Linked DNA regions of Mus musculus: region 1 is linked to region 2. A link is a loop called in an ENCODE intact Hi-C map of the cell type or tissue named here. Cell type or tissue: left cerebral cortex. All regions are shown on one strand. Links, peaks and the distances in the headings refer to the core of each region. The heading gives the core; the rest is flanking DNA.

The links. Peaks named below come from ENCODE experiments on the same cell type or tissue, not always from the same donor. Only the 100,000 strongest peaks of a DNase experiment are listed, where the experiment ranks them.
Region 1: it touches region 2 in a loop (3-fold over the local background); 6 of 42 quality-filtered maps call a loop at or near these places.

The regions. Positions count from the first base shown.
Region 1 is chr9:73,960,612-73,976,978 of GRCm38, forward strand. Unc13c (unc-13 homolog C) reads right to left here and starts at 8,426. Exons shown (of 33, transcript NM_001081153.2): 1 at 7,883-8,426. In left cerebral cortex, for the core only: CTCF peaks have their summits at 8,418 and 10,383; DNase peaks (open chromatin) are centred at 8,254, 9,103 and 10,283; H3K4me3 peaks cover 2,060 bases; H3K27ac peaks cover 730 bases.
Region 2 is chr9:73,550,181-73,566,547 of GRCm38, forward strand. It overlaps Unc13c (unc-13 homolog C), which reads right to left. Exons shown (of 33, transcript NM_001081153.2): 23 at 13,839-13,916; 24 at 8,759-8,836. Among named protein-coding and RNA genes, the nearest start is that of Gm27211, 370 kb to the left of the region's middle. In left cerebral cortex, for the core only: a CTCF peak has its summit at 7,782 (motif pointing right); a DNase peak (open chromatin) is centred at 7,779.

The DNA of each region.
Region 1 (16,367 bases), core at 5,927-10,926, 410 kb after region 2:
CATGGCTCTGACCTAGATAGAGCTAAATATGCAAGTCCTTATTACACATCCACCTGCTACCTATCACATGCCTATACCTCTTTGGCATTCAGCTGGAGTGTTCAGGAGCCCTTTGTTTACCCAACGCTCCTGAATTCTGGTGCTTTACACAGTATGACTGGATTAGAATTGCTCTTCTGTCCCTTCCTCTTCAAGGCAGCTTCTAGGGTTGATGTTTCTCCCATCATCTGTTACTCTACTGCCACTGGGATTTGCTGTTCCCATACTGTGAAAAGCAATGCAAGCGCCTATAGGGATCTCAGGGCCATAGATTTCATCACGAGCAGGCTGCTCAAAGCTACTCTGATTTGGTCCAAATGCTGAGGTCATGCCTAGATCTTGGGACATGGTAACGGTTGAGTTCTGGCACTGAGTTCATTTCTTGCCATCTCCTACTCTGTGCATCAGGTTCCTCCTTCCTTTACTTCTTTTTCTTACTAGTAACTGATGATAATATGCAATGCAAATTAAATATGAAATCAAACACATCTATGAACAGACCATTGTAAATAAAGATGTTTTTAAAAAGTATGGTGACAACTGTCAATTCCAGCTAGTATTCATTGAATATTCACCATTTATTATTTTAATCATTTCTTATGAACATTCTGGGCGCAATGATCTTTATGATGTCAATACAAAACAATTGAAAAAACAAAACAAACAAACAAACAAAAAAACTCCAAATGACCACATTTTACATAGTCACTGATTAGAAGGGGTTTGTAATAGAGCCAGGCCCATTCTTATGAAAACTTATAGCGAATCCCTAGGAGTCTAAACTTCAAGTCCAAACCGCAGGAAAATCTAATGATAAAATGTTTGATTTGTTTATTAAATTAGACAGGTAGTTTAGAACCATAAAAGTCTATATTTGAGAAGTGTTTGGAATCTATAATCTGAGCAAGTGGAGCAGAGATTAGGGAAAGAATGCCAGAATGTCAAGAGAGCAGGCTGGGATATGCTTGTAAAGGAGGTTCTTGAAAAACTAAAAATTTTAAGCTTTATTTTATTTTTTCCCATTTTCAGTGTGTGTGTGTGTGTGTGTGTGTTAAAGTTTTATTGCTATGAAGAGACACCATAACCAAGGCAACTCTTAAAAAGGAAACCATCCAAATGGGGCTGGCTTGCAGTTTCAGAGGTTTAGTCCATTATCTTCACGGTGGGAAGCATGGCATCTTGCAGGGGACATGATGCTGGAGGAGTTCAGAGTTCTACATCTTGATCCTCAGGTAGCAGAAGGAGACTGACTCTGTGTGTGTGTGTGTGTGTGTGTGTGTGTGTGTGTGTGTGTATGTGAGAGAGAGAGAGAGAGAGAGAGAGAGAGAGAGAGAGAGGAAATAGCTTGAGCATTCACAACCTCAGAGCCACATCTCCATAGTGACATGCTTCTTCTAATAAGGCCACACCTCTTCATGGTACCATTGCTTAAGGACCAAGCAATCAAAGACAGGAGTCTGTGGTGGCCATTCCTATCCAAACCCCAAGCCACCATAGTGTGTGTGTGTGTGTGTATGTGTGTGTGTGTGTGTGTGTGTACCGCATTTGTGTGCATATATGTTTTGTGTGTGAGGGTAACATGTTTCTCTCTACGTGGAAACCCCAGGGAGCTACCCAGAAACATCTTTCTTTACTCTTCCACATTAGTTAAAGAGGCAGAGCCTTCAAGAAAACCCAGGATTCACATAAATGAGTAGTCAGCTTGCTCAGGGGAATCCTAGTCTCCTCCTTGAAGTCTGGAATTACCGGCAAGCGTCCATATCCACCAGCATTTACAGAGGTTCTGTGGATCTGAACTCCTACCCTCATAATTATTCACGGAATACTTTAACCTCTTTGCCTTGTATCTGGCTTTTGAACTTTATTTTAAGCGCACAGAGGTGTCCATGGAAACCTTTGGGGACAGTGATGTGTGTCATGACATTTTTTTAGGACAATTAACTTGGCAGGCACATGCCGAGCAGATGCTCAAAAGAGGTCTCATTGTAGATGGGAAGACTGGGAGACTGGGTCAATGTTCTAAGAATAAAGTGTTGAGGATTCGGAGCAGGGTTGGTAACAGCAAATGAAGCATAACGGGGGAAGTACAACCTGACGAGGGCATGTGAGCCATGTTGAAGAGCAGAGCCCTGGGGACAAGGAGTCTAGAGCCTCCAGAAATGAGGCAGTCAGCGGACAGAGCCATTCAGGAGAAGCTGCTGCAGACACTTGCCTTCTAAAGGTACTGTCGGTAAGGAGAAGTAGGGCGGCCACTTGTGAAATTTAGGTCACCCAGTCTAGAAGAAGGTTGAAGCAGGGGGTACTTGAGTGAGGCTCAAGGTGAAGTAGACGCAGGCAGAGAGCAACTGTAGTGACTCTAACTAGTGTGTATCTAAGCAAGACATTTATCAGCTAATACTTGTGCCATTATGCCCAGCAATTATCTTCCAATAACGCATCAGCGCATTGTTGTATAACTATACACACCGCCCCATCTCACAGGCTACTTTCTAAGAACTGTATTTTATTTTTTGACACATATAAAGTGATCTATGTATTTTTGTGCACTGCCAGTCAACCTTCTATAAAGCTGATAGGAAACATTTAGTTTTCAGGGGCTTCGCTAGCTAAGGTTGCCAATTTGGCCATGAGACTCTGCAAGTTTTTTGGCGGGGGCAGGGGACATATGTTCATGGAGTATGTACACCCAGAGAGGAGGACCACACATAATACATATCTATTTTATTTTTAAAAGCAGTTTTCTATCAGTGACTCTGAAAATTGATGCGTTAAGTTCCCTGCCAGCATTTCTTACTTCTTGGTTTCATAACCCAGGATGATCATGAACTCACTGTATAACTGAGGCTGGCTTTGAAGTCTTGATATTCCTGCCTCTAATACCCAAATGCTCAGATCGCAGGCATGTACCACCACACCAGGCTTACCATTTGTTTGCCAGGCTTCCTTGGCCAATGGAAGCACTTAATTGAAGTCTTTTCAATTGAATCAATTGAAGCTGCAGAAAAAATGTTTTCACTCCCAGATACAGGGGTTTCTCCAAAATACAGCTGGCCCTTTGTATGCACAGCTTCTGTGTCTATAGACTCAACTGACTGCAGACCAAAAGCATTTCAACTTTTTGCTGGGAACAAACAGGCACAATTGATTTCCTGTCATTGTGCCCTAAACAATCTTGTGTGCCCACAGTTTCTATGGCATTTATATTCCATCAGAACTATATGTGGTGACAGTTTGGGGGATGTGATTCGGTTGTATGAAAATACAACAGCATTTTACATGAGGGGGCTGAGCACATGTAGATTTTGGTGGTATTTGTTGGATTACTAAAGCCATCCTCCTTGGGTGCCAACTCCTTGGATGCATATATATATATATATATATATATATATATATATATATATGCCTTATTGTTTGAAGGAAAATAGTTTGAAAGCAAAGTGGAAGAATACTGCTTCCTTACTCCTTCAGACAAACACAGACTAGTTATACATTTTCCAGCCTACTTGGGAAATCAAACCATATCCAATAAACACCACAGCTACCTCTCCAATGGAGTCCATCTTACAAAGCCCAAACAATAGTGACCTTACAAAATGCCTGACCTGTGCAACTAGAAGTGACTTTCTGAAGCAGATATCCAGACAGATTCACAGATAGGAAAGGACAAAAAGGAAAACAATGCCCGAAAATTACCTAGCTCGTGAAAAACTGAGCCAAGATGTTTATAGTACATATTGCTGTTTCCTGCTGGACTCCTGTTGATGTGTGGCATTAGTTATCCAGGAATGCCTCCCTTGAAACTGCTACCTAAGAGGTTTCATTGATAAATCACACAATTTTTTTTCAGTTTTTAAAAATTATGTGCCAGTTAATAATGGCATGGTTCAGAACACATCTGACCCTCTACCAGCATCCCCAAGGCTGTGTCCACAGTATTCCCTCTTGGAAACTGCCTTCACTGACCACACCTAAGCTATCAGCTTCTCTTACACATAAAACAATAGAGCTGGAGCTGCAGAAAAGGCTCTGAGCTAAGAGCACTTACTGCTCTTGCAAAGGACTCAAGTTCAGCTCCCGGGATCCACAACTGCCTACAACTTCAGTTCCAGGGGATCTGATGCCTTTTTATGTCCTGTTCTTGCATGCATGTGGCACACTTAGAAACAAGTAGGTACAAATATACATGTAAATAAATATTGAATAAAATTTCACACAGACACATATACATACACACACAGAGTCACCTATGCCAACACTTGTACTCGTCTGTCTCATGTATGTGTGTGTGTGTGTGTGTGTGTGTGTGTGTGTGTGTGTGTTGCATGTGTCTGGGAAAGCTATTCATAAAGAATATTGTCTCTAGTTATGAAATATGTTAAGCAAAATATTTTCATGCAAAACACTTTTTCTATAAAAAAAAAAAAAAGACAGATTGCACCCAGATTCTACGATTCTAAATGCTAAGAAATAAGTTGTTTTACCAAGAACAGGATGGGAGGTGGCTGAGACTGACTGTGTGAAGTGGAGATGGCCAGGGTGGGACCTCAGAGTTCTCAGGGGAAAGAAGTTGTTTGAGAAGGCAACTCACACCGCGTGATTACCTTTAAACAGAAAAGCCTTAGCTATGATTTATCGTGCTGAGTTGATCTTAGAAACCGGTATTTATTTTTACAAAATATTCTTAACTCTCTGTGGAGGAAGAACAGTATAAAACCTGTCCTGCATGCAGGTTATAATAATTTTGGCATGCAGAGGCTAACGGGTACACCATAACTAAAATATGCAAAGAGGCGGGAGTGTGTATGTCACTTGGCACACTTCCAGCCTTACGAGTAGCAAAGGCATCATGCCATGTGTCCTCAGAATGACTACATTTCCTCTGGGAAACTTCTGCTCAAGACGTTAGGAGAACTTCTCCTGTCTTCCTCACAAGTTTTATGTAACACCTTTTATTATATTTATTTGTGGTGGGGAAGCTTGTGCGTACCATGGCACGGTCCTAGAGTTTAGAGGACAACTTATGGGAATCAGCCCATTCCTTCTATCACGTGGATCCCAGGGGTCAAACTCGAGTCCTCAGGCTTGTTGGCAAGCACTTGTACCTGCAGAGCCATCTCCTTGGCTCCTTCTAACTCTTTTTTTAAAAGGCCGGAAGCAGAACAAACACTGCTGTGGTATTTGTTATCTCTGGTGATTCCAACACCAGGTATTCAGTCTTCTGCAGGCTCCAAAGCTACAGGCTGAGAGGGCTATTAATAAACCTCCTTTAAAAACAGCTGGAAAGGAATTAAAGCCTTTATTATCCAAACACAGATAACTGTGGGCCCAGAAATGATTTCTAACAATAGCAAAAGATACCAATCCAATCTTTTGGGTTTGCAATTAGCACTTGAGTGATAGTGTTCTAAATGTACATGACTAAGTAAGTTGATACTGGGTGGCAGCTACAATACAGTTAAACAATAGCTTTAGATCTGTAAAGGTATATTCTAGAAACAAATTTAGCATGCACTTACAATTCCCCAAATTCCTCCCTCAAAGCAAGGATTGTACGCATATCATCATCACGTGGCAAGGTAATTTCAATGCCTTTAATAATTTGGGGAAAGTTCTTGTGTAGTAAATGTTAAGTGGATGAAAGAATACACACCAGAAGCCAAAGGTGTTAAAACGAGAACACAAAATGCAGGAGTCCCATGCCCCTAAGAGCTCAGAGAAGTTGTATGTACTACAATCGCTGAGGAGAAGGGAGGAGGGGAAAGTGTAGGAACTTCCTGGACAGATATTCAAAGACACTAGCTGGCCTTAAATGAGCAAAAACATGCAAGTGTTTCCTTCTCCACTGACCCTACCATCAATCACTCCCTATCCTACGCAAAAGTACTTCGAGTAATCGGTCTTTGCAAGAAGAACCTCCACGCTTGCACCTGTCTGCAATGATCCATGGGCTTTTAAGGAACTCCTTCTGTTTGCCACATACCTCATTGCTAGATACTAAAAGAAGAGCAGCTTTAAGAGGTATCATAGGACCTAGGAAGAAACTGGTTGATGTGGTTAGGAAGAAGTACACCGAAAGAGACTCCTTGGGGCCCATTTCACACGCGCACCTCCGATTCACCTGCACTCACACTGGTTTGTCCAGGTGCTGAGCTCTTGGGAAGATGTTTCAAAATGTCTGTGATTAAAGTCCAACAGGAAAGAACTGCTTAGAAAACAAACTTGCATCTTCCTCGCCTCCCTCAGATCTAAGTCCATGATTCTGCTGAAATAAATCCCAACCAAATGCCATGTAGTTTGAAAACAAATTAACTTTTTGGGTTTGGAAAAAAAATCAGTTCTCACTTGCCTATGAGATTCAGATATTCTTTACCCAATTTGGCATCAGTGTATTATTCTTAAAGATAAGCATTTATACAGTGCTCTGAAATTATTATCACATTTCTGCTAGGATGCCTCATCTACAGATGGGTGACCTGCACCACAGCACATGTCAAAATCCAAGCAACACACTGCGCTTCCTGCTCCCGTAGAGAAACCCTTTCTCTATCTTCTGTTCTTGTGATCTCAACAGCTGCTTGTAGATATCCACCCTATTCTAGTACATTCCACTATCCCAACAAGGACTTTGTAACAACTCATTACCTCATTTTGGTGTAAAGCCCAGCTCAGTACTCCAGACTGCTGCCACTTGGCAAAAAGAAAAAAAGAAAGAAAGAAAGAAAGAAAGAAAGAAAGAAAGAAAGAAAGAAAGAAAGAAAGAAAGAAAGAAAAGCTAAGTTTTACAAAAACAGAGTGATGATCTTCTGCATGGCCAAAGGTGCATAACTGATTTAAATCCTATTAGTTCTAATCTATAGCAGCTAATATATCATTTTAAAAAGTAGAACAGGAATTAAAAGTCAATGTCCTAAAGCTTTAGAAAAAAAAAAAAACCCTGTCACATAGACATGCAGAAGATCTAGAAACTATTTTATATACACAAGAAAGTATCGACGAGTCAAAAATGGCAAAATTCTTTCCTTAGGGACATTTCATTTATGAACTCCAAAGCACGGAAGCTTTTTAAAAACTCACAGTTCTGCACATTCTCCACCCACCTCTTTCATGTTGTTCTCTAAAGCCCTCACGGGAAAGATGAAATTCGGCTTTGTCACTTCACCCAGGTATGACTCTTGCTGGGTCTTTCTCTTTATTATACAAGTATGCTGATGACGTAATTGCAGAAGTTCGTTCTACTCATGTAGCTGGGTCTTGGTTGGGATTTTTTTTTTTTAAAGACTGCCTCCTTCTGTGTCATGGAACAGTTGTAAAACAGAGCCAAGCAACCTCACTTCTTAATAGTAAATCTTTATGATCATCACCCAAGGGACTGGTCCAGCTCTGGATAGGCAGAACCATCCCAAAGCTCAGCTGACCCCAGACCTGAGGCTCAGCTGCACACCTTTAGGTGACACCAACACCAGGCTTGGCTTTTAACCCTTTCCTAGAAGCGCCCAACTTTTAAATCTCTTTGACTTTCATTTTCACCCATTCCCAAACCTTAAGGGACTGAAGAGAACCCCCGACTCTTAGCCCAACCTTGTTTGCTCCTATGCAGTAATTCCCCTGAAAGTTGACTGCAAACTAAGCAAACAGTTATCATGCTGCATTCAAAACCATGATTTCCAATAAATCATAATTGATTATGAGCCTAGAAAAGCAAGCTTTTACAGGGGTATCCCCTATATGGATAGAACCGCACTGTGATTCAAAAGTGCGGAGAGAAAGAACCATTGGGGTGGGAAACAGACAGAGGCTAAGATTCATGCAGATGAAGCAGCTCAGCGAGGTAAAGAAAACATACCTGAGGGATTCTCCTTCTAAAAACGCACACAGGCCAGCTGGGTTGTTGTTCCCCTCCTTTGAGGGTAGATGTATTTTCCGTCCAGGAATCCCCCTTGCAATTGTGTTCCTAGGCTCTTTTCCTTTATTCCAGCCACAGATAGTTGCAGGAGGCGCAGGCAGCGTTCCTGCGCCCGCCCAGACTCAAGTGCAGCCGGGCATGCCTTTGCTCAGGAACCCGGCTTGCGCGCTGCTCTTATCAATTCTATCGCGCTCCCTGGGTAGCCTCCAAAGCAATTTTACAACTTAGCTGCTGGCAGGAATCTGCCTTTCACTCCTCTCCTTGCCAGATTCCTTGGGCGGCTCATTTCTCAGCCCTTTCTCTAAGAAGGCAAAATGGGATCCCTCTCCTTGTTGTTGTCCTGGCTCACCCACAATTGACAGTGCAGAGCAGCAGCCGAGGAGTGTGTGCTGGGAACTTCACACAGCGGCTGCAGCCCGGGATCCTCCGATTGCAGCAGAGACCTGAGCTCCTAGCCTCCTCCCTTGGAGTCCAGGCTCCCTCTGCTGCGCCAGCTGCATAGAGCCACTCTAAGAGAAGGCTCCTCAGCCCGGATCCCTAAGAGATGCTCTGCTGCCAGGTGTGGTCATCACGACTTAAGCACACCTCACTAGCAGGGTCACGGCTTCCTGCTGGGGAAATGAATGGATGTGGATGCCAGGTGTTGCCTTCATCCCTGGGTAGGGGAGGTGGGGATATAGGGGTGGGGGCGGGGGCCGTGGGGATCATAGGTGACCACCATAGGGCCAATTTTGCTACTTGCATTAGTAAAACAGATAATTATTAAATTAATCATGGTATTTAATAATAATTATTATTTCACATGCTATTGACTGTGTTTGGAATCACACAAAGTCCACTGTCTAGTCTGGCAAGATACCCTTAACAGAACCCTTTTTTTTTAAAGAGGGAGGCAATACCTTGGCCTTCTCTCCCAGCAGGGTTGTTTTTTGTTGTTATTGTTGGGTTGTTGTTGTTGGGTTTTTTTTGTAAGCAGTTGTAAATATGAAGGTTGATCCCTCAATAATTAGGATTAGACACACATACACTTATCAAAGTAGGCAATAGAGAAACATGAATGCTCAAAGGATTTTCTTTCTCCTGCAATAATGTCTTCCAGATCTGGCTGAGAATTGAATGGGGCTTGCTTTTCCTTTTAGCTTAGCTGAGTAGAGGAGGTGGGGGGAGTAACCACTCCTACTTTCCATCAATTAAGCATTTTTTAATCCTCTAACCCTCCTGTTGAAACAAATATAAAACGTACTGCATCTTAAAATAGAGCCTTAAAGAAGCTCAAGTCTGGGAATAATTTGTAGGCTTTAAGCTGCATCTGGTGTTCTGGCTTACTTATTTTATTTCCTTTGCTTTGTAGAAAATGAGAGGATGGGGGCTGGAGATATGGTTCAGCCCCTCCCCATATATATATAAAGCATTGACCATATAAGCACGGGGATACAAGTTTACACCCCTGGCATCTTTATACCAAGAATGGATGGTGCACGCGCGCGCACACACACACACACACACACACACACACACACACACACGAGCGATAATTGAATGGTATTTTCCCAATCAGGAAATCCTATCAACTAGTGGCTAAGATAGAATCAGATGCACAAAGTGTGCATCTGACTTATAAGCCATTATTTCAGCCCATGTAAGGATAGGAATAGGAATGTCAATTTTAGAGATGACACTCCCATCAACATGTGAGATGCAGCAGCAGCAGTGAACACACCCAGTGAAGCCCATTTAAACAGTTTTGGATACAACTTGTATAAAAAGGCCCATTCCAGGGCTGAGGACATGGCAGTCAGTAAAACGGTTGGTTGCTGTGCAAGTTTAAGGCCCTGAACACAGATGCCTAGAGTCCATGCAGAAGGCCTGCACAGGTGGTTTAGTCTTCTAATCCCATCAATGACAAGCTAGAAGGTGGAGAGACAGAAGAATACCTGGAGCTCACTGGCCAGTGGGCCTAATCTACTTGGTGGAGTTCCAGACCACTGAGAAACCCTACCTCAAACAAAATGCAGAAATCATCTGAGGAATGACCCCCAAGGTTGTCCTCTGACATACGAACAGATACAGACACCCACTCACAGCCACACATACACAAACACACGTAAACATACACACAGATACACATCATACGTATTCTTCCTACCAACTATAACAACCAGTCAATAACATTATGTGATTTGAAAACAAATATTCCCCAATTTGACACAGTATTTATGCCAGATCTTGGCAGGTGGCCCTCTCTATTCCTAGCTCCTCAGCCTCACGGTTAGCTTCATAGCGGCACAGCTTCCCCAACCTGCTGCTTAAGAGCCTGTTAATGGACACAAGCAGCTGCTCAAGGTCTAATGAACCGCATAAGGGGCAAACACTGGGGCATTGTATTCTCCGCCATCGGAACTCACCAGAGAGGCCACAGGACAAAGCTCTGCTGCCCTCGGCTGTAAGCGCTTGAGAGCAACAAGGGAAAACTGGTGAGCTCTAACAGTGCATGACAGGGCAAAACCTGACTTTTTAATGTCTACTCATCCAAGCTTGACGAGGCATTGTTTCGAAGGATGTCCTTCAGCACGAAGGAGGAAACTGTCCTTATGACTTTTCCTTTGTGTACAAGAACCAAACCAAAGTGCTGCAGTTACACCGAGCCAAGAGCACTCAGCACCCAGAATAATGCAAAGGATGCCTGTCCTCAGCCAGTTGTGACATGATGCTGCTCAGTGTTTAAACCTGCAGAAGGAAGTAGAAGATGATGCTGACTGCGTGTGGTCTACGACAGAGTGTGCATGCAGGTGCTGTGAAGAGCTCTGAGAAATAACTACACTGCAACTTGACCCTGACAGGATGCAGAACCAGAGTGGTAACTATCAGTTTTAGGGCGTGGGAGGAAGTAGGATTGGGAGCTGCAGCAAACCTGGTGCATAAACCCTGATTAAGGATCATGATGCTGGTCCTAGATCAAAATAGAAATGGTTCTGAGCTCTACACGTGGAAAAGTCATGTATTTGGAGGACACGGGTTGGAAACAAACTACAGCATATATGCAAAGAGTGGGGGAGCTCCTTGTCTTTAGTGGTCTGCATCGATACCAAACTCCCAAGCAAAACTTCCTTGGCCCTCCCTGGGTAGTTTCCACCTGCAGAATGTCTCCTCTAAATAACACGTAACAAGGATCAGAGGACAATGTGCGTTCCAAATCCACACTGTGCCTTGCAGGACCTGGGGAAAGTTAAATTAAATACTACTGCAGGACAGGAAATGACTAACTGCCAGGCAACCCCTTGACATTTAACAGGGACATACCCCCAAACTTACCAGAAGATTGATTTGATAGAAGAGCTGTTTCTTCTCTCAAGAGTCTGGCAGTAATTTTAGGAACAAATCCTTTAAGGTATCAACCACTTCTCATCTCCTAAGACGTGCTGGTCCAAGTGGTTGGTAATTTTTTTGGTATGTTTTTGGAAGGCGAAAGACAAGAAGACGCCTCATTATGAGTTATTTCTTATTAGCAATAAAACTTCCCTAAATCAAAAAGGGAAAGACCCTTCTCTCCTGGTTACCTGAAATATTGATTTCATTGTGGAATCTGTTGATTGATGGTGGAACAAGAGACTGAACCACAGATCTCACACAGGCTCTGCATGGAGCTGTGCCTCTAAGGCAGAGACCTGGTAAGTTGCCTAGGCTATTTCTGAATTTGTGGTCCTCCTGCTTCAGCTTCCCAAATACTTGGGATTACAGGCATGGATTTACATGATTCAGCCCAGCTTAACAGAGGAAGCACCAATAGACCCTGTGTAACTGAGCCAACCCTTCAGCTTTCTAGAAGACTCTACTCTCCAGTTGGGTAACAATAAACCAATTGTCGTTGCTAAATATTAGAAAACGAACTATTCCCATATAACCAATCCTCAAGGCCAGATGGCAGTATTTGGTGTCTACACAAATGAATGTGCAAAAATGATTTATTACCAAGATGATTGAGGGAAAAAGCAATTGTAAAAGAGGAAGTTGATGTTTCTAGCTCTAAGCCAGTGAATAATGTAGAGAAAAATAAATGACCTGGAAGAACTGACTGAAAAGGCATAATTTTAAAAGATTTACTTCATGTAAGTAGCATGGTGGCAATTAACACATACATTAAATTCTGTTCTTGGCGCTTTCCCAAGAGAGTCTGGATCATTTCACAAGTGATCTCTGAGCAGAATTGGGAGTGTAACTGCAGAGCTGGAGTCAAAAAGGAGAGCGACTCCATTTCGCTATCATTCTTGGTTTTCTGACTCTGAGCCAAGCGAGTAGCCACATCCCGAGGATATTCAAACAGCCCAGAAGGAAGTGACTAGCCAGGAAATAAGGCCTCTGACAACAGCTGGGCCGAAATGGGAATCTCCTCCCCATAGACTCCATGTTGAAACTTGACCACCTAACTAAACATGGTCCAGGTGACTGCAGCCCTGACTGAAAAGCTCTGTGACCTCTGAGCTTAATATCCCATTGTGCAATGCTTGCTAGAAAGTAAATAAACAAACCTTTATAAGTTCCCTCCTATGAATCATTGTTTTAAAACTTGTAAATTTTGCCATCTATAAAATGTCCTCTTCCAGAACACTTCTGCTTGGAGAACAGTCGTTGAACATTGAGTATTGGTCTTTAGATAGTTAATACTACTTGGTTGACTGCAACTAGACTTTTGGTCCAGAACACTGCTGGGTGTTTAGTAATAGCATCTGAGTTTTTAAAAGGACATCACCAAGTTAAAAACTTGGGCTCTCGTTGATCCAGGAAACTGGCTGTTAAATGAGCTATGAAATAGTTGGGGGTTGGTTTCCAGTTTGGCTCTATACATCTTCCTGACATGGGTTGTATTTGTTAACCTCTCTAAGCTTAGCTGTTCTAAGCTTAAAGCAAAATGAAAACAAAAACGATCACTATTATTAATCCCCTTGCTAGTGCCTGTAATGAGATGATTTCTGTCAGGCAACATTGATGGCCTGTAGGAGTATTCAACAAACAATGGCTAATCATGTTCTTATGTTCCAGCCAAATCTCACTGCCCCTTCTGCTTTCTATATGTAATTATGGTACAGTCAGGAGCCAATTTAATATTTGATGTCTGAATTCAAATAAATTTGAGGTAGCAGGTGGAGTCCTTTTTCTTTCACAGTGCTGGTGTTTCCCACGTGCTCATCACCATTGGCATAACTTTACTTAGCCTCGGTTTCCTGAGTTTGAATGTACCATAGACTCAGTTGTGTGTTCTCTTTTAGGTTATCCATGGAGTTTTTTCAAGTACAAATTTCATTTTACTATGGCAAAAATAAAAATTATCTTTTTTCCCCATCTAGGCTAGTTATAATCAGTTCTTCATTTTGCTACTAAAATAACCCAAGATTTTCTTTTATTATATATTTCTGAAACCAGAAAATCTATTCTAATTAATTTGTTCTAATCAAACTAACTAAGACTCTATTTTTAGTCTTTTATGTTATCATAGTTTTTTCTCAGACTTCAGGCTAAATCCCACAGAAGTGCTTGAAAGTAATTGGTGCATCTTTGGGTGGAATCAAACCATGAAACTACAATGAAGTCATTCACATACCTTCAAACTCAATCTATTCCTTACTACTAGTTACTGCAAGTGATAATTTGAAAGAGATCCTCCAGCTCCCAAAATAAGAGAAATATCAAATTTATATTACATACAGATTATTCAAAATAATTTCTATATAGTCTAATTAAGAGTGCAGCTTTCTCATGTGCTGCCTGGCACTGCCATCAGAAAAGGATAGTGTAAATTTTAATCCTCAGTCTTAACTACAATTGCATTCTCAGAAGGATTCCATCCATGATACACACTGAAACAACAGGGGCATTTGAATGACTTTACTATGATCTCCATATTTAGGTCAACATCTCACCTAGTAAGTTCTTCCCTTGAGAGAATTGTCTCTTAGTTCTCAATTTTACCCAAGAGTCTCTCTTTTTCAACAGTAATGTCAAGACTCTCCCCCAACCCCTGTAAAAAAACTACTACTCGTCTCCTGCAAGATAGTTGTGCTTCTGTCCTGAGCTTGGAAAAAGTGTGATTCAAGGAAGGAGGATTGGTATTAGGACTGAAGGTCAAGTTTTGAAGGTTCCTTTCTAGCATTTCTGCTTGTGAGCATCCTGAGTGTTGGGACTGGGATTCTTCATCTAAAAATACCTGGGTTGAATTAAACACATGTGATAGCTCTACAGGCAATGGACTCAAGTCCATCATAAAACCCCTTAATCTGAAAGAGATCAAAGCCTTCAACAAGTGGTGGTGAAACAAACCAACCTGAAACTTTAAGTCTGATTTCTTCTTAAGGGTAAACCAATCTTCCCAGCTACTGTAATGTTACTGATTCAATGACTTGAGGATTGAAAGACCTCATGAGTTAAAGGAGCACACTCTAGGTTGATAAGATGGCTCTTGATGTGCTCAAAGAACTGAGAACTTCATCTGAATCTCTCCTGGATGCCTTAGCTATCAGGAGCTTTGTGTTTTGTTTTGCATCACTTTCAGCACTACTCCTAGAAAAAAATCTATAATTTTAATGGTTTTAGATTTGTTCATGAGATGTCTCTGGAGTGGAAATTTGGCATTCTTGGAAATAAGGTTCATCTATAAACCTAGCTATTTTTTCAGGAAGGAAAGGAATCAATGTCTCAAGTAAAAATTCGACAAAATGAAAGATAAATAGTCCCAGGGTTTTCCTTTCTTCCAAAATGAGTGGTGATTTCTCTTTCTTTCTTTGAAGATTAAAGCATGAAACCATGGATAGTATTAGGCATTAAGTTTTGCTTTTTTTTATACACTCTTTACTCTTCTGTAGGTTCTTTTTATGATAGTAATCAATGTCTAGAAAACATAAGAACAACTGTGATTACAACATAAACTATAATAATCAACTAAAGTGGACAAAGGATTCAAGTAGATATTTCTGCAAAGATACAAAGACAGCCAATAATCATATGAAAGTATATTGAATAGGATTAATTAGCAAAGTGAAAATCAGAACAGTGGGTGAGATGTGGTTGTCTGTGCCTTTAATCCTGGCCCTCGGGAAACAGGCAGGCAGATCTCATTGAATTTGAGACCAGCCTAGTCTACATAAGAAGTTCTAGGATAGCCATGTCCATACACTGAGATCTCCTCTCACACAAACAAACAAACAAACAAACAAAACCTCAAACTACCAACAAAAACAAATAGAAAACCAAAACAAGAAAATATAAACGTTTACATATTAGAATAACTCCCCAAAGAAATTAGCCAAAACAAAGGGCTGACAAAGATGTGAAGAAATTGGAACTCTGTTAATAGATATGAAAAACTGCGCAGCTGTGATGACACCCAGCAGCAAAGGCTGTCAAAAATTAAAGTCAGAATTAACATGTGACCCCAAAAATCCAATTTCTGAATATGTATAAAAAATGTAATCTAGATGTCATCTAGATGGGTGACTGTAGTGTCTGTCACCCATGGCCACAGTATCTGCAACCTGGATAAAACATGAGGATCTCATGCTTAGTGGGATGGAGCAGACACAAACTAACAACTCTGTATAGTTGGGGGTTCCACTAGAAAGCTCAGGAACCAGATGCTTGGGAATAAATGCAAGACCCTCTTCTTGAAGATTCAACTGTAGTTCAGTGGGTCAATAGGAAGGAGAACATAGGTTAAAGAGATACATGGAATTCAGGTGAGTGAGGAAAGTCTACTGTGCCTTCAGTGGCATTTGACTCAGCTTACCTTGGCTCTTTTAAATTACTAATGGTAATCTCATTTGGGTCATCTGAGGTATAATCCCAAGTCAGTGTCCCAAAGGGATCAGCTGTAAAGAAATTGGACAAATGTATTTCCTCCGTGGGTTTTCTGTCCTCCAGAGGAATTTTGTTTGTGGGTGGGGCCGTTGCTTGTAGCATACCATCAGCAAATTGGTCTATTTTGCTTAGTGGACCTCTGGGTAGATTAGGTATTCACTGTAGCAGAACTGCCATGTCACTGACATTGCAGCAGGCACAGCAAGAGAGCTTGTGCCTCCTAGTCCCAAATGTCAGGGACAGGGGTTTAGAATGTAGGTTGGATGGTTAGCTCCTTTGCAGCTTATCAGAGTTTCCTGTCCTGATTGGGTGTACTAATGCGCCTCTGTTGCTTGGATTTGATATTGTTCCTTTGTAGAATTCCATTACCTTGTTAGCGTATTTGTGAATTGCAAGTGCTTTTTCTTACACGTCCCTCTTAGTCTCATGGGCAGCAGAATAACTCTCATTAATGTAAAAGTGTCATGCTGCCCACAGCCACTCCGAAAGTGATGACAGGGTGTTTGGGAAGAATCTTCATTCGAAATAGTTTATTTTTGGTAGGATTAATCACTAGTATATGAGACACAGGCATGATGCT
Region 2 (16,367 bases), core at 5,068-10,067:
GTGAACTACCCCCTAATTCTCTTCTTTGCATTCTCTAAACAGCAAGCCTGGACATCTTGTCTAGTTTCCTAGGTGCCTAGTAGATTTTTCCCTTCTGAGGACCCAATTGAACCTCCATCAAAGTGTATAAACATGGAGGTTGTTATCTTTCTGGCTTAATTTATTTCTCTTCTTGTTTTCTCTGATTTGGTAAAATGCAGATGTCATGTTTGACTTTTATATTCTTCCTCCATTTACCCTTGGATACCAAGATATGCCCAATCATGCCTCTGAATCACTTATCCTTTTGAAGTCTTGACTTAGTATTTTTCTCATTTTCTTTCCATCCTCCCTCAATGGCTGTTCCTAGTAAATAATAATAATAATAAATGACAAATAAGGGTTGATCTAATAAACTCATTTGATTTAGCATTTTCTGACCCCTCGAGGTGACTTTCAGCGGGGAAGGGCTTCCAGCAACTTCTCACAGTCTTTTCTGGCTCTGGTTCTTTGTTTTAGAAAGGCTGATTCTCTCCAACAGTTCCAGTTTTCAGAGGCTATTCACTCCCTGAGGCCTGGTTCAAGCTAAAATAAAACTGGGAAATCTGTGAACATTGCATGGAGAACCTGGCGTTAGAACAATATCCTTGCAAGTGGTGGCATCCCATCAGAAAGTGGTGCGCTGTCTGAAATAAAGTATCTGGTTTGTACTGTAAATAATTAATCACGAGTGCTACAGCTCTGATGCTGCTACTCTGTTTTCAGTAGTGTTTGTATTCCTTTCTGGAGAGGCCCTCCTCAAGAACTCTCAGGAGCACATGCAGAGGCAGAGCACTGCATATCCCTCATCCAACCTGGAAGGACATGGATGCTGAGCTAGAAGTGTCTGTCACTGTGCGTAAATTCATAGCTTGCACTGTGGAAAGTTGAAGATGCTCAGTGGCAAAACAACAAAAAAAAAGTTACAGCATAACTATACAGTGTATGTAGTTAGATGCCATGACAGTATGTCAGATCAACTAGTACTAGTAAGGTATTGTCTTCAGCTTTGACAAAACTACTGATTAGGTATCAATGAGCAACAAAAATTCCTGGAAAAAAAGATCTGTGTCTTCAAAGACTGATTAACTGAGCTGCAGATGTTGTGGGGAGTTTGGGGTGCTGCAGATGTGGAGGCTAATGACCATATCTGGGCTAGCTTTAACCATCTGAGTAGCCATTTTTTTCCACCTCAGTGTCAGAATTAAAATCTTGTGACTAAAAGTTAAGAACATTTTGGAATCTATTAACTTAGCAGACCACTGATTTTCACCAACCAGAAAGCTAAGAATGTCATCACTGGAGGCCTATAGAACACCACCTCCCACTTTGCCATGACTGTCTGTCTGATGCACCCACCAATGTATTTCAAAATTGCCTTGATTTAGGGCATTCTTTATTCTGTAAAACTACAGAAGTTCATGAAACTGCTTCCATGTTAAATCATGGAATCCAGGGCCACCTAAATCTGTGTTCCTGTACCATGGTCACTCAACTTTGCTCTAGAACAAACTATCTCTTATTTCCTTTAAGGCAGTGGTTCCCAACCTTCCTAATGCTACAACCCTTTAATACTGTTCCTTATGTTGTAGTGACCCCCAATATATAAAATTGTTTTCATTGCTACTTCACAACTGTAATTTTGCTACTGTTATGAATTATAATATAATATCTGATATGAAGGATAGCTGATATGTGACTGATATGTGGAAGGGTCACTTGACCCCCCTCCCCCATAGGGTCACAATCCACAGGTTGAGAACTACTAGCTTAAAGTGAAAGCTGTGCTTTTCTTAGTCGAATAGACCAAAAAATAGACACAATATAGATTCCAAGAAGCTAATAGTTCTACTGCTGGTTACACTGGCTTATGGTATGTTAGGGCAGCTATAAACAATAAGAGTGAATTGTTGTGGAGAATTATAAGATAAAATAGAGCTATGTGCCTATCCTTCCTTGCTGTGGTGTATGTATCTCTTAAGAGAGATGTTAGTTTAAAAGGAATCCTGGCATTATGTGGGTGACCCTGCAGACTGTCAGAAATTCTGGGGAGCAAGGTTAACAAGCAGCACCTGTCTGGGTCCTGCATCTCATCCTGACATGGGCTGCCAGCTCGGAACCTTGTCACTTCCTTGCTACCTTACTTTCACAAGTTTAGCCATTAAGCCTGACTATACGTGAGAGTTGCTTTGGACTCAACTGTATTTGCTAAATCACGGCAATCGGATTGCTCTTCTAGCTCATTGTTCTCTTAATTTTCTATTAAATCCAATTGAAGACCCTAATCACAGAGATGGCTGGGAGGAGACAGAAACCAGGCAGCAGCTGCAAACCAAAGGCCAGAATGCCTGACATTCATTTCTTGTTGGTTAGTGCTATGAAACTAAAAATAACTGGTTGCATTTTCTGACCTCAGCCGCATGCCGTCTCACCTTTGGGTTATATCCACACAATGAGATGCTAGAAGTTCGAGTTTACTGTGGAATAAGATACAGCATTTGAATTTGCCTTTGAGAGGTGCTTCCAAGTTTAGAGAGTGATCTTCCCTCAGAACCCCTGTCTCTTATTACTGCGACTTCCTGAATAAACCCAACATTGTAAAAAGTAGAGTTATCTTAGCACTCGTTAGATTTCAGCTGCCTAGTATGGTTTTCAGTGCTTTGAATCATGTGATAGATGGGTCAAGCCTGAGGTGCAGAGATAGGGAGAGATGCTGAAAGTGGTCCAGGTAGCATAGATGCCTAGCTTCTGAGTGTGTGGTTCTCAACATTCTTAATGCTGAGACCCTTTAACAGAGTTTCTCATGTTGTGGTGACACCCAACTATAAAATTATTTTGTGGCTACTTCATAATTGTAATGTTGTTACTGTTATTAATCATAATGTAAATATCTGGTATGCAGAATATTTGATACAGGACCCTCAGAAGGTCATGACACATAGGTTGAGAACTGCTGTTCTAGGTGCTGAAAGGTAGCCTGGCTCTTAGTAGCTGTTTTATGAGTGCTGGTTCTTTGCAAACTCCTTGAGGCCGAAGACAATGAAAAATGCTTTTATTTTCTACCCCATTTCCTGCCCTCCTGCAGGTACAATAACTCTGAGTAGGCACAATGGATAATTAAACTTTTTAATTTACAAATACTTGAAATTGCTTTGGGAGACAATTTTAGAACTGAAAGTAAGTTATAATTAATTGAATTGTCTGCTTTATTATTGAGCTGCCTAATATATGCTTTATAATTCAATTTATTCTACAATTTATTTGGTAGTTGTTGAAAAATGATAAAAATAGGATATTGATCCTCATTAATTTATTACTAAATGATATTTCTACTTATATTCAGGAGCCAAAATCAAACATATCATCTGGAGACTTGAATATATGCTTATCATCTTAATTACAAATTAAAATAATGTAAATACTACTAAGCAAAACAATGCACAAAACAGTGAAAAGTCTATGCAATGTTTTAAGGAAATGATGAAGTTTTGCATATGACTGCAAAATAGTTAGCTATATTTTAGGACTATTATATTAACTACAAGAACTTGACTGCACTATTGTGTATTATCCCAAATTTCATCCAATCATGTTAAATCAAGATTCAGAGAACAGGAAGTTTGATGGTTGAGGGTGGTCCAAAGATAAGATAAAGGCATTTTGAGTTGTTATCTTTTCTATTAAAAAAAAAAAAAAAGAGGAGATTTAACTTAAGTTTATGTCTGTGAGTATTTGTACAAATGTGTGTGTGTTCACCATGTATGTGCCTGGTATCTATGAAAGCTAGAGAGATCATTGGATCCCCTGGAACTAGAGTTCTAGGCAGTTGTGAGCCACCATGTTGGTGCTGGAGACTGAAGCTGGATCTTCTGGAAGAGCAGTCAGTGTTCTTCACCGTGGAGACATCTCTCCAGGCCCTGAGCTGTTTTTAATCACACTCTTTCTGGTTTACCAAGACAGAGCAGTGGTGCTGAGTCCCAAGGCCAGTGCTATCAGTATCACTGTGATCTGGGAATTTGTTTTCTACTCGAATCACACAGTCCTGCCTGTTACCTGCAGATCCGAATCCGAGGCTGGAGTCCAGCAGTATATCTTCAGAGTCTCATCCCAAAGCCAGGGTGCATGCTGAAGTTTAGTGATTGCTAACATGGAGACCCCCTGTCTTTAAACAGTGAGCCTCACCCCGGGTTCCCTGCTTCCCTCTCTGACCTGGAGCTGCTTCCTAAGTCTGTGTGGTGAATAGGCTTGGGGAAGAAGAACTTCAGTGAGTTGTATGTCACACTCCGGCGCAGCCAAATGCTAGCTCAGCGCTAAAAGATTCAGAATAATACAGATACACATGATTGAAACACAAGAATGAAGCTGCTCGCCGAAATGGACAGTGGCTCTATTTTGTACAAACAAAACTTACTCTTACAGTCAAATCCCCACTGTGACTTGACTCAGAAAACTCAGTTATACTTGAGACATGTCAATAAAAACCATGTTACCATGGCACCAACTGGGCCTGATTTATAGTAGGCAGGACGGGAATGCAGCTTAATAGCAACTTTCTTTTCCTGTAAATATCTCAATAAGGAGTAACTCTTAGAGTTCAGAGTACTGTCAATATGCATTAAGCCGACGAGTAACCAGAGGTGCCACCATTTCAAACGGTTGCACCACAGTGCAGATCGTCTGCTCACATGGCACAGTTGGAATTCCCCTAAATCAACTTATGTAACATTCGTGGAGTATCCAAACCGCTATATCATGACTCCCTGCAAAGAAATTAAAGTTCTGATAATTTAATTTTCTTTTTCATATACTTATGCAAATTAAATTGCTAATCAAAGGAAGATTTGTAAGTGACTTCCAAGAGCTGCAACAATATGCTCATGTTAGGAAATCAATACAAAGAAGTTGCAATAGACACACATGGAGTTATAGTCAAAAGAGGCAAACTAGTATAGGCTACAACATTTTTATTTTGAGTTATTCTACCTATTACAAAATAACCGGACTATCATTCTCTAGTGAATAGCATTCCCATGATGCTTTTATTGTGGTACACGAGGGTGCCACATGACATGGTATAGTGATGGTGGGGTAAATGGTTAACTTTCGTCCCAAAGTCAGATTATAATATAGGCTGTATATTTCCTATTAGTCACTACAGCGATTCCCTCAGGCTTACTGGCAATGTTTCCATCTGGACCCCATGCAGACGATGGCTGTTTCACCAGTAAAGAGCACAAAACCAAAATGCAAGTGTGAAACACTTCTGTGTCCAGAGGAAAGAGGTTGCCCGTGAGGGAAGAGCTGTCCTGGCAGTCAGAGCAGCACCATGCAGTCATGCTTGCAAGCGGCCAGCTGCGGCCAGCTGAGGCCAGCTGCAGACAGTGCTAGAGGCAAGCAGCCTGTGGGGAGAGCCCAGCTAACAAACACATAGCATTTAAGGCTACTCTGAGCAAATGATCAAACTGTCATTTGCTAATTTGACTTCAGAGAAGTGCACACCCCAGCATAGTGGGGTCCATGTAACAAACTCCCGAGAGAGGAGGAACTGGCCTGGGATGGAGAGTGCCCCTGGTATTAGTTAAGATTCCCTATAGTAGCTTCGTGGGGGAGAAGTTGGCAACCAACATTAGTTTGCTTGGAAGAAGTTATTTATGATTCAAAAAATATATGTGTATGTATGTGTGCTGCATATGTATGATATATGTACACATGTTCAAACTTAGTGCATGCATACATGCTTATTCATACATGTGAAGGCCAGACAAAAGTAGTGGGTATCCTACTCTGTGACTCTCTCATTTATTCCCTGGATTCAGGGTCTCTTACTGAACCTGGAGCTAGGCTGGTGGTCAGCAAGCCACAGAGATCCTCCTGTCTCTGCCCCTTAGAGCATTGATGTTACTGGTGTGCACTTGTGAATGTGACCATGCCTGGATATTTGCATGCATTCTGGGAAATTGAATTCAAGTCCTCATGCTTGCATAGCCAATGGTCTTATCCACTGAGCATGTCCTTAACCTCACATGGTAAAACTTTCAAAGGCTGTTGAATATGCCTGCATCAAGTACTGCATATATGTCTTATAGCGAAAGGTGACTCCTGGTCATACTGTATAATTTTACCTCTTTTTCTTCTTCCTTTGGATAACTTTGGGGGTGGTACAGGGTCTCACATATCCCAAGTGGCCTTGACCTATGTGGCCAAGGACAACAGCTAACTTCTCACCCTCCTGCTTCCATTTCTCCATTTCTGGGATTTCAGCCATATGCTACCACAGCCATAAAATACTTTTTGATTTCTCTAAAAGCCCCAAGTGAAGGCACTTGTTTAAATTACTGTCTCTCACAGATGCCCCGACCAGAAAGAATCTGCAGACCATCTTCATAACTTGGGTCACCCTACAACTCTAACATGATTATATATTAATTAAGCACAGCCATCCTAGAAATCTGTGTGTTACACTTGGCCTTGGGTTTGGGTCTTGTTTTATTTCTAGGCTTCATGTATCTCTATGCTAGTTCTGATTGGTTCAGCTTAGAGCTTTTATTTATCAATGGAAGCCAGGTTAAAAAAGAAGGGAAAACTGCATAGAAAGAGGGACAGAAGGATGGTGAATATAGGGAAGAGTTGCCTTGATTCACTTGACAGATTAGACAGAAACCAGGCCTTTGTTTTATCTCCCTTACTCGATCAACTGCATTTTTTCATGTATGTTATGTATAAGGAGCTCAATAAATGGGCATGGCTTGCATTATAAAGGAAGAAGTTATACATAAACATAGTTTATAATGAGAACCTACACCTTTCAAATTGGTAATTGCTCTCCACCAGTAAGAATCACGTTTGCCTGGTAAACAAGTCTCCCTGTTGGGTGCTTAGCAAGAGGTTGACTTGGTCTACACAACTTCCTTTAACCATGGGCCCCATGGGCCTTTAGTCTGTCAGTTCCATCTTCTCTGCTTAGACTCATCTCAGCAAATATTATCTGCATCAGAGTCCAAGCACAGAATGGTAGAGAAATAGTTAGGGTACGGGGGAAGTTTCTAGAAATAGGTCAGCCAATATATAATTTCACTCCGACGTGATTCCTGGCGTTTCCATTTCACTGAATTTTGGGCTGAGATTTCCCACAAGAAATGAGTGACTTCATCACTAAAACTATTAAATAGATTTAAATGGATGTCACGAAGCATCAGGACAATTAGGAAAGGGAATCGTATGGGATGATTCCCCCAACTGCCATGCCCATTAATTTCAACAGAAGAATCCAGAAATGAGATTGATGCCCCGAGACCTTGGAGCAGGCATTAGCACACTGCAGGGAGCGAGGCCTTATTTCACATAAGCTGATCTGAGACTACCAGTGAAAGAACTCATATTAAAAAAAAATTGTAGCATTGCACATGATTCTTGTGCTTCCCATTTCTAGGGGGTTAAGTAGCACCTTCATTTTTTACAGGGGGGGGCAGCTGAATTTCTCCTTTGGTTTAAAGACTCATCATCTCATGTGAAGAGGCTGGTGCTAACAGAGGTTCTTTAGCCTCAGACATTTGGAAATAAAAGGGAAATTTGCTTTCATTTTGAATCTAGCTTTCTGCATGGGCCCATGGATTACTATACAGAAAGTCTGATGTAAGTGAAGTAGAAACACTGTAGACATAACTTCATTGGGTCTGTTTTCTCTTGTAAAAATATTTACTTTTTGTGTCTGAGTGCTTGCATGCATCCAAGTGCCATGTTGTATGCAGTGCCTGAGAAGGCCAGGAGAGGGCAGCAGATCCCCTGGAACTGGAGTTAGAGATGGTAGCTGATATGCAGGTACTAGGGATCAAACTTGGGTCCTCTGGAAGAGCAGCCAGTGCCTTTAACTGCCGAGCCAGCTCTCTGGCCCTAAGGGTTTGTTTTATTTTTGTTGCTGTTGGCAGCAAGCAGGGTGAGTCCAGAAAGACCAGCTGTTCCAGTGACTCTTGCCTTTAATGACTTTCCCGTTTCTCCCCCCCCCCCCCCCCCCCCCCGCACACACCAGTTTGTAAGGAAAGACAAGACCTTGGCAAGCAGGAAGAGGCAGGAGCGAGCTAATTCATGTTTTACTCTTTGTCTGATCTCAAGAAGCAAATGAGAGAGCACGTGCACGCATGTGCGTGCGCGCACGGGCCACGCAATGGTCTTTAAATGGCGGGGGAGAAGGACAGCCAGGGGAAGCGGGTAACGCTTGCTATCACAAACCTCATAGGAGAATCTCTCTCCTTCCTTCTTCTGTTCGTGGAATTGCAAGGCACAGATGTTGAATAGAGACACGACACATTACAGACACAACACACAGATAGCACGTTTGACACAGCTCTCACGATGTGAAAAATTAAGCACCGACATAGCACGATTGCCACAACATAGATTCTAAAACAAGTGTCAACTTCAACAGGAAGTATAAAATGTAATCTTTGTCATACTACTGATCACTAGTTTATATGCATACATTTTAATTGTACAACAGGTTGGCTGGCTCTCTCCCTGTCCCTGAATACACCTCCATTTACTAAAATGCTGTCATAGTGACTGCCGTAATTGCGAATGGGATTTTAGAGATAAAAACAATCAAACAACCAAGCAAACAAATGCTGCTTCCTGTTCATTGGTAAAAACCATTTCAAAAAGTAAGACGCTTTCCAGAACAAAGCAAAATGCTACTAACATCCACCCAAGAGTCCTTTGGTAAAGACAAAAGTGGACACACACTCACCTCTTTCCCACCCATGGATTCAAACATTTTTTCCAGCTGGACCCGCAGTTGTTGGATGTTGTTCATCAATATGCAAGGCTTGTAGAAAGAGAAAGAGAGGCAATGTGATCAACATCCTTCGCATCCTCCCACCTCTGGAGCGAGTTTAACTTCTACAGTCTATGGCTGTCAACCTGTGGCCTGTGATACACACCAAACAATCATTAGGCTACTTTGAATGAGGGCTTTTAACAGCTGGGACTGGAAAGGAAATAGATGACCATTTGGGGGAATACAATTTAACAATCAACATGTGCAATAGCACATGGAGACTGGCTATCGGCAGGCCCTTTCCTCTTCTTGTGGTATTTTGAAGATAAGAGTTAGCCACTTTTTCTTTACGGTTTTGTTGGATACAATGTTTCTTATGTGCCAGGCTAGTCTCAGAGAGCTGGGCATGATCGTGAACTTCTGACTCTCCGGCCTCTACTTCCCGAGTTCTGGGATAGCAGGTGTGGACTACCTGACTTCTGCAGTGCTGGGGATTGAACCCAGGACTTGAGAGATGCTTTGGGAGTGCCCTTTCGATGGAGCTGTATCCCCAACCTACCCTAGTCTATGTTGTTAACTTTTTTTTTTTTATTTTGAGAAAATCAATTAATTTCAATTCTCTGGTAACTGTGCTGTTTTAAAACCAAAGAACATTTGTGTTTCTTTTTTTTTTTAAACCCAAGAAAACTTCCAAAAAATTTAAAATGACTTCGATGGAGTTTCTGTCTTTCACTTAAGCCAGGAAGCTGTAGACTAGTCCCTTCATTATCTGGCTCAGAACAAATGTGTTTCTCTTCTGACTTTCCTCTTTGTTTATTTGGGTTCTTTTCCATCATTTAGATTAGAATTTGCTACCTTGGTTTTAAACTTTTCTATCACCTACATTGCCTTTGCTTTACAAAGACTTTACACTGAGGTTTTTTTTTTTTTTAAATTTTTATTTTTTATTGTCACTGGCTAACGTGAACGCTGTGCGTGCTGCTGTGCACTGGGTAGACTGCAGCACTGTGCTTACACGGGACTCGTACTTAGGCATTTGAGTTGTTTCTAGAGAGGTAGAAAAGGGCAGTGGTGTTATAAAACTTTGTGACAAGACGAGATATCAATTTGGAATTAATTTCAAATCAGAAAATAGATTTTGGCCTAGCTGCAAAGCTCACTGATGGCTGCGACACATCGATTCTGAAGAGTCAGTGGCTCAGAGCTGGGGATGACAGAGACAGGAAATGGACACACTTTCCAAGTGGCTGGGAAGGGAGCCAGCAATGAATCAGAAGGTCAGACAAAGGACTCATGGGACATCAAAGAGGCGTTAGCTCTCATCAGTGGAAAGATTTTATTATTACCTTAACCACATCACAGACCTTCGAGAGACTTTGTACTTGACTCTTAAAGTGACCACAACCTAAGTCTGATTTATGGAAACAATTCCACACTTCTATTCTGTTCCTGGATTCTGGCCACTTAGATATTTTATTTTTCTTTAAACATAGATAACTGAGAGTTACACTCCCGAGTTTCTGACTGTGGGATGCTACAGACAGTTTTAATGGCCTCTACTCCCAAAATCACAATCTGCACTCCTTGATCCCAGCATACTCTACTTGATTTATTTGATGTTAGCATTTAAGTCTGTTCTTAGTACACAGAACAAGACGAGAATACCAATTCTTTACATAAAAAGCCATACACCAAGTCAAATATGGTCATTTCTGATTTTCAAGAATGCTAGGGAGAGTTGGGCTCACTTGGGGCAATGGCTACTCACTACATGAAAAGAGGATGGAGAAGAGAGAGGTAAGAGGGAATTTTCTGGGTAAAGTTGAGATAAATATAAAGCTCTTCACCTTTCCTGACCTTGAAGTGCCCCAAGTCCACTGTTATTACATCGACTTATTGAATCATTAGTAAGAACTAGATTACTATTCAATTATACCCCACATCTAAGCACAAAACAGATTGATTCTAACAATTCTGTAGTCAGCAAGTCAGAATAAATGCATTAATGTTTTAATAAATCCATCCAGACATGGCACATGCCTTGCATCCCAGAACTGGGAGGCTGAGGCAAGAAGACTCAATGTTCAAGGCTGGCATGGGCTAGGTAGCAAAGCTATGCATTAAAAATTTTGAAAAAAAAATCCCTAGTAAAATGAACATTATCCCAACCGAATGCTATTGCTTACTGAAGAGTTTATGGAGATGAAAGAATATGTTTGGGCATAGCTGTCATTCAGTATGTATACCGTGTACATTTTGAGTTTTCTTATAAACATATCATATACATTTTATTTTATCTTAACTGGGAACAGTCAAAAACCTAGAATACGATGTATACTAAAGTTTTATTCAAACTAAGGACAGACATTTCTATACGGCTAAAGTGTTTGAGCTTAAAAATGTTTAAAATAAAGAAAAATTGATTTGGAAAAGGATGCTCTGGCTTGTTTGGGATGGGGACAAAAGGCATAAAAGTGGTTTGACCACTTCTGATTTAAATTGTCACAGTAAGAAGGGGCCAGATCGTACACAACAGTAAACCTAGCACTCGGGGTGAAGGGAGATGGATTAGAAGTTCAAGGTCAGCCTAGGCTACATGGGACCTGTCTCAAAAACAGCAACAAATTAGTATGTCATGCTACAAAAAAAATATAATCTCAAGTAGACTATTTACTTACTGTGCGTGTGTGTGCCTGCGTGTGTGTGTGTGTGTGTGTGTGTGTGTGTGTGTGTGTGTGTGTACATGTGCATCACGGTATGCATGTAGAAAGGAGCCAGTTCTTTCTTTCTAACATCGCTTTTAATGATGGGACACATGCTATCAGGCTTTTGAGTTTACCCACTGAGCCATCTCACTCTGTAGCTCTGGTTGTCTGAAACTCATTATGTATACCAGGTTTGCCTTGAACTCACAGAGATCCACCTGTCTCTGCCTCCTGAGTGCTGGGATTAAAGGTATGTGCCATATCTGACTTATGGTTTTGACTCTTAAAAGACATTTGTAATGTGTTCATGAGAAGGTACAAACTTCTGTTTGTGATGACTCGAGGCAAAGCTCTGTAAAGCTATGTATTCAATCAAGACACCTTGGTGAGATTAAAATGATCTTAAACTTAAACAATAGAATCCAAAGGTAGCCAGGAGACTGCTTGCTAGGATGAAGGCAACGAAAGGTACAGGTGCTAATGGGTATAGCTATGCTTCTCTATGTATACATTTTTATTTTCCTTATGGCAGGGGGAGGGGGAATGGGATAGGGGGTTTCCAAAGGGGAGATCTGGAAAGGGGAAAACATTTGAAATGGAAATAAAGAAAAATATCCAAGGAAAAAAATACCAAACAAAATCATATACATGTAATCTTAATTGAGATTAGTTGTAACCCTAAAATATAATGAATACTAAAGTTTGATTCAAACTAGAAACATTCCTATATGGCTTAAGTGTACACTAAGGTACAGGTGCTGGGCTATGTTATGTACATGGACTTTTAACTAACTACAAAATTCCATTTTGGGGGCTGGAGAGATGGTTCAGTGGTTAAAAACGTGTACAGCTCTTGCAAAGGGCCTGAATTAAGTTCCCACCACCCACATTAGGTGGCTCAAAACTGACTTCAGCTCCAGGGGGGTCCAATACCCTATTGTAGCCTTGCCCCTTGCCTCTGTGGGCACAGAATTAACATGTATAAACCCTTATATACCACACACACACACACACACACACACACACACACACACACTGAAATAAATGTTTTTAAAGATCAACTCCTTTACAAAAATAATACAATATATATTGATTTACAATTATGGGGCGGGGGAGAGGTTTCATATGATCTGGAATTTAGAATGTTAACATGTGAGGTAGGAGGCTGCCCAGCATTTAAGGAGCTAACGGAAATCAGTTATTTCTCAGCCAACTTCCCAAATACTCGTCTTGCCATCTTAATAAAAACAGAGTATTTGCTGAAACTACAAGACACTCTTATGATCTGCAGACTTACACGGGAAGCATACATCATCTTTTAACCTTTAAATGAAAATATATGCTTCCAACAAGTAAATAGTCTCCCATGTAGAGGGCTGGAGTCAAAGGTGGCTAGAAGTCAGTGCTGAGATTGTCTGAAAGCTATCATCGGATTGCTGGGCAGCATATTAATGAAAAGGAAGGAGGCGGCGACTGAAATCTTCAGGAACCATCAGGACTGGCTTGTCTTAATGAGCTGTCAGCCAGGGTGAGCCGGGTCGCTGCCGCCTGGCTCCTGATTCCCTTTCAGCCTTGCCAACTAGTGCGGGCTGGTTTTCCATTTCATTTTTATTTTTCCAAGGGGGAGGGAAAAGTTGCTCTTAAGAACCCTGTGGGTGTTCCAGTGTTACTCATTTAAAAAAAAAAATTCCACAGTGTTGGCCACACAGATCTCTTAATACTAAGGACAGAAATAAGAACTCTTTCCCTTTACATCGTGAAATCACTCCGATTGTATGACTGCAAACGACTTCAGTTCATCTTGATTTTTTTTAAATGCCTTTTGCTGAATAGTTGCAGTTCTGCTTTGGACTTTATAAGTATTTCCTGGATCATCAAAAACCCACGGAGATAGGGATAAATCACAGGCAGAAGCATCGCTGCCCTGTATATTCACTCTCCTTCTCAATTGATTTGAAAACCGAAAGACTGGGTAGAAAGCAACAGGGTGGGTAAAAAGCAAAAGGAGTTGTTATCAACACTCACTTAATTCTTATCTCCCTAGTTCTCAGCTCCGGTGTTTTATGAGTTTGTGCATTTTTCAATGGTTTACCATCTCATTTTTCTCAACACGGAAAACAATCGGGCAGGCACTGGCCTCGTTCTCCCTTCTATCCAATCCCGATAGGAAGCCCACACGTGATGCCTGGTGAGGTTTGAGGCAGCACCCTGAGATTCCCTAGCTCTCATCACCCGCTATGGAAACTGACACAGTTGATATTTCCTACTTACTTGAAGTTAGAAAGCACACGTTTCGATTTTGGGACACTCACCAGTGGGGGTGGGGTGGGCGTGGTCCTACTTACCACTGTCTCCTTATCGCAGTATGAACTGAAGTCATTTGATACGATCGCAGCGTACTGGACCAGAACCTTATTGATGGTCTGCGGAAGAAAATAGCATGCAATGCATATCAGTTGAGTAAGTTAAATGTGCCATCTTACAGAAACACTATCCAGGCTAAGACAGGCAATCCTGACTCCTTTATGACTCTCCTCTCTCTAAGGAGAGTCATAGGTGGGCTCAATCCATTCCCGTGTCCAAAGAGGGATCACAAATCACTGCATGTATATGACATTTTGTCAGGGTTCTGAATAGCATTTCAAACATACCTCAGAGATCCATAATCTATCAGAACAGCATCCATACTATCACAGTTATTCTCTGACTTTATTCAGAAGAGATACAGGCTGCCCCATGGCAACCTCGTCACAGCGTAGGGACTTAATATCTGGTGATACCGGACACTTGCCCACCTTTCCCACTGATGCTGCAGGCTTCTCCCTTCTGCTTCTTTCTGCCTCCTAATCCTTTTTGCCATCTCATCTCTACCACATAAGGTTATCTGCAGTGGGCGTTTTTCTCAACTTTCTCCATCATTTCCCAAGTGCCTCATGAATAAGAGAGGTTGGACATTCTTATGACACCACTCCACAGTGATTCTCTTCAGAAACAGGGACTTACATTGTACACTATTACAAGCTACTGTTCAAGTGTGAAAACCCGCCTCTCACCTACGCCACTCTCTCCTTCTCAGTACATTTGCCCAGTTACTGTTATTCAGCAATGCAGTCTTTATTTACTGTTATTTAATAGCACACCAATTGCTAAAAATGTTGCCTGCTCACTTCTCTTTTGTACCAAAATTTGATATTTTCTTCCTTTCTCTAAAACTTCTTGTGAGCTCCTGCATGACCCTTGCTTCTAATAGTTATAGAGAGAAAAATGTACCAACTGTGTTTATTAAACATTTTGTAATTGTGTAAAGATACACTGACGGGTTTGCATTCTTCAGCTTTTACATTCACATAGAGGTAACATGCCAACTGTGAATGTCATCTTCTTAGAAAAGACAAACCAACAATAATGATGGAATTCTGTTACTTAGTCACAGAAAAACCAAAGAGCCAAACCCTCTCCTTTTAAAATATATTTCTTTGGGCTGGAGAGATGACTCAGAAGGTATGAGCATGAATTGGTCTATAGGAACCAAGTTCCATTCTGAGCACAAATAGCAGGTTACTTCCAAACACCTGTAACTCTGATTCTCAAGGACCTGATGCCTCCTTCTGGCATCTGCAGACACCTGCACTCACATTCATATGTACTGACATTAAGACCCAGATACACATACATATAAAAAAAATATTTTCCCCTCAGTGGTTCACGATTCACTGGGAGAGATGTTCCCAAGAGTTAACTAAGCTAAGGAAGGAAGATTTAGCCCACAGACGGAATCCAGCAGATTTGACTATAAACTTGTTTTATCGACTTTTAAGTTCACAATAAGAAGCTAGAAATTACGAATAATGTGTTGACAGGAGATTGATGCTTTCCAGAAGTGCATGGTGCTAAGATAATGAGAGTCAGTTTAAACAGAAATTTGGCCTCAAAAAAAAAAAAAAAAAAAAAAAAACCAAACCAGAAAATCTCATTAAGCAGCAGATCAATAAATCCCAGGAACAGACGGCTGGTTAGGCAGAAGTATCTTCTGAGTGAAGCTGTTCAGAGTTCCCTTCAGATGCCGTGCAGAGCGACTGTGGGATTTCCTGGGGGTGTTTGCTCATCTGTGCCTGTGAGCACAACTCTCAGTGCAGAGTTTCTTAATGACAGTACAAACTGTGGCAATTATCTTACCCTGCCTCCCAAACTCACACATACAAGCCATCGTTTTCTCACTTGCTATATCTTGGACAGAACAATGCTGTGGGTGAGATGTGAATGGAAAAATGCCCTTCACAGTTCATCATCTAGAAATTCATGTGGCTGCTAGGTGACTTATTGGCTAGCCTACTTGGTTTTTTGGAGAGGAAGAACAATTTACATGGCTGTCTATAATTGTTCTCAGTGAATTCCCCCATGGTATGCTACTTTGATCTACATCAGCAGAAAACATCACCCAGGTCTCCCTGATTAGAGAAAACTAGTCCTGACTCTCAGATTTACTAGCCTTACAGTCAAAACACAGGATAGGCTGTGAGTGAGGAAAAGCATGGGTCATAGTAGGTGTGGCTAGAAACCATATACTTGGAGCTGTAGAGTACTACTATTATAGCCCTGGGAATTCTGTATTCCTGCACCAGTAAGCTTGAATGAAAATCTTCAATGCACATTTGAAGACCAACTTCTATTTCATTCTAATTTATTCACTAAAGTAAACCAACCAAGTCTGGTCATTGTTTCTTTACTCCAAATTAGCAGTTGCTTGGAGCATGCCTCCCAAATTACTGCTTCTCTGACTGTGGCACTGAGAAGTGTCATTGAAATTCCCTGCAAGTATGGAAAAGCAAATTCTTCTATCCTACCTCAGATCTGTGCAGTAGCAGTTCTGGATC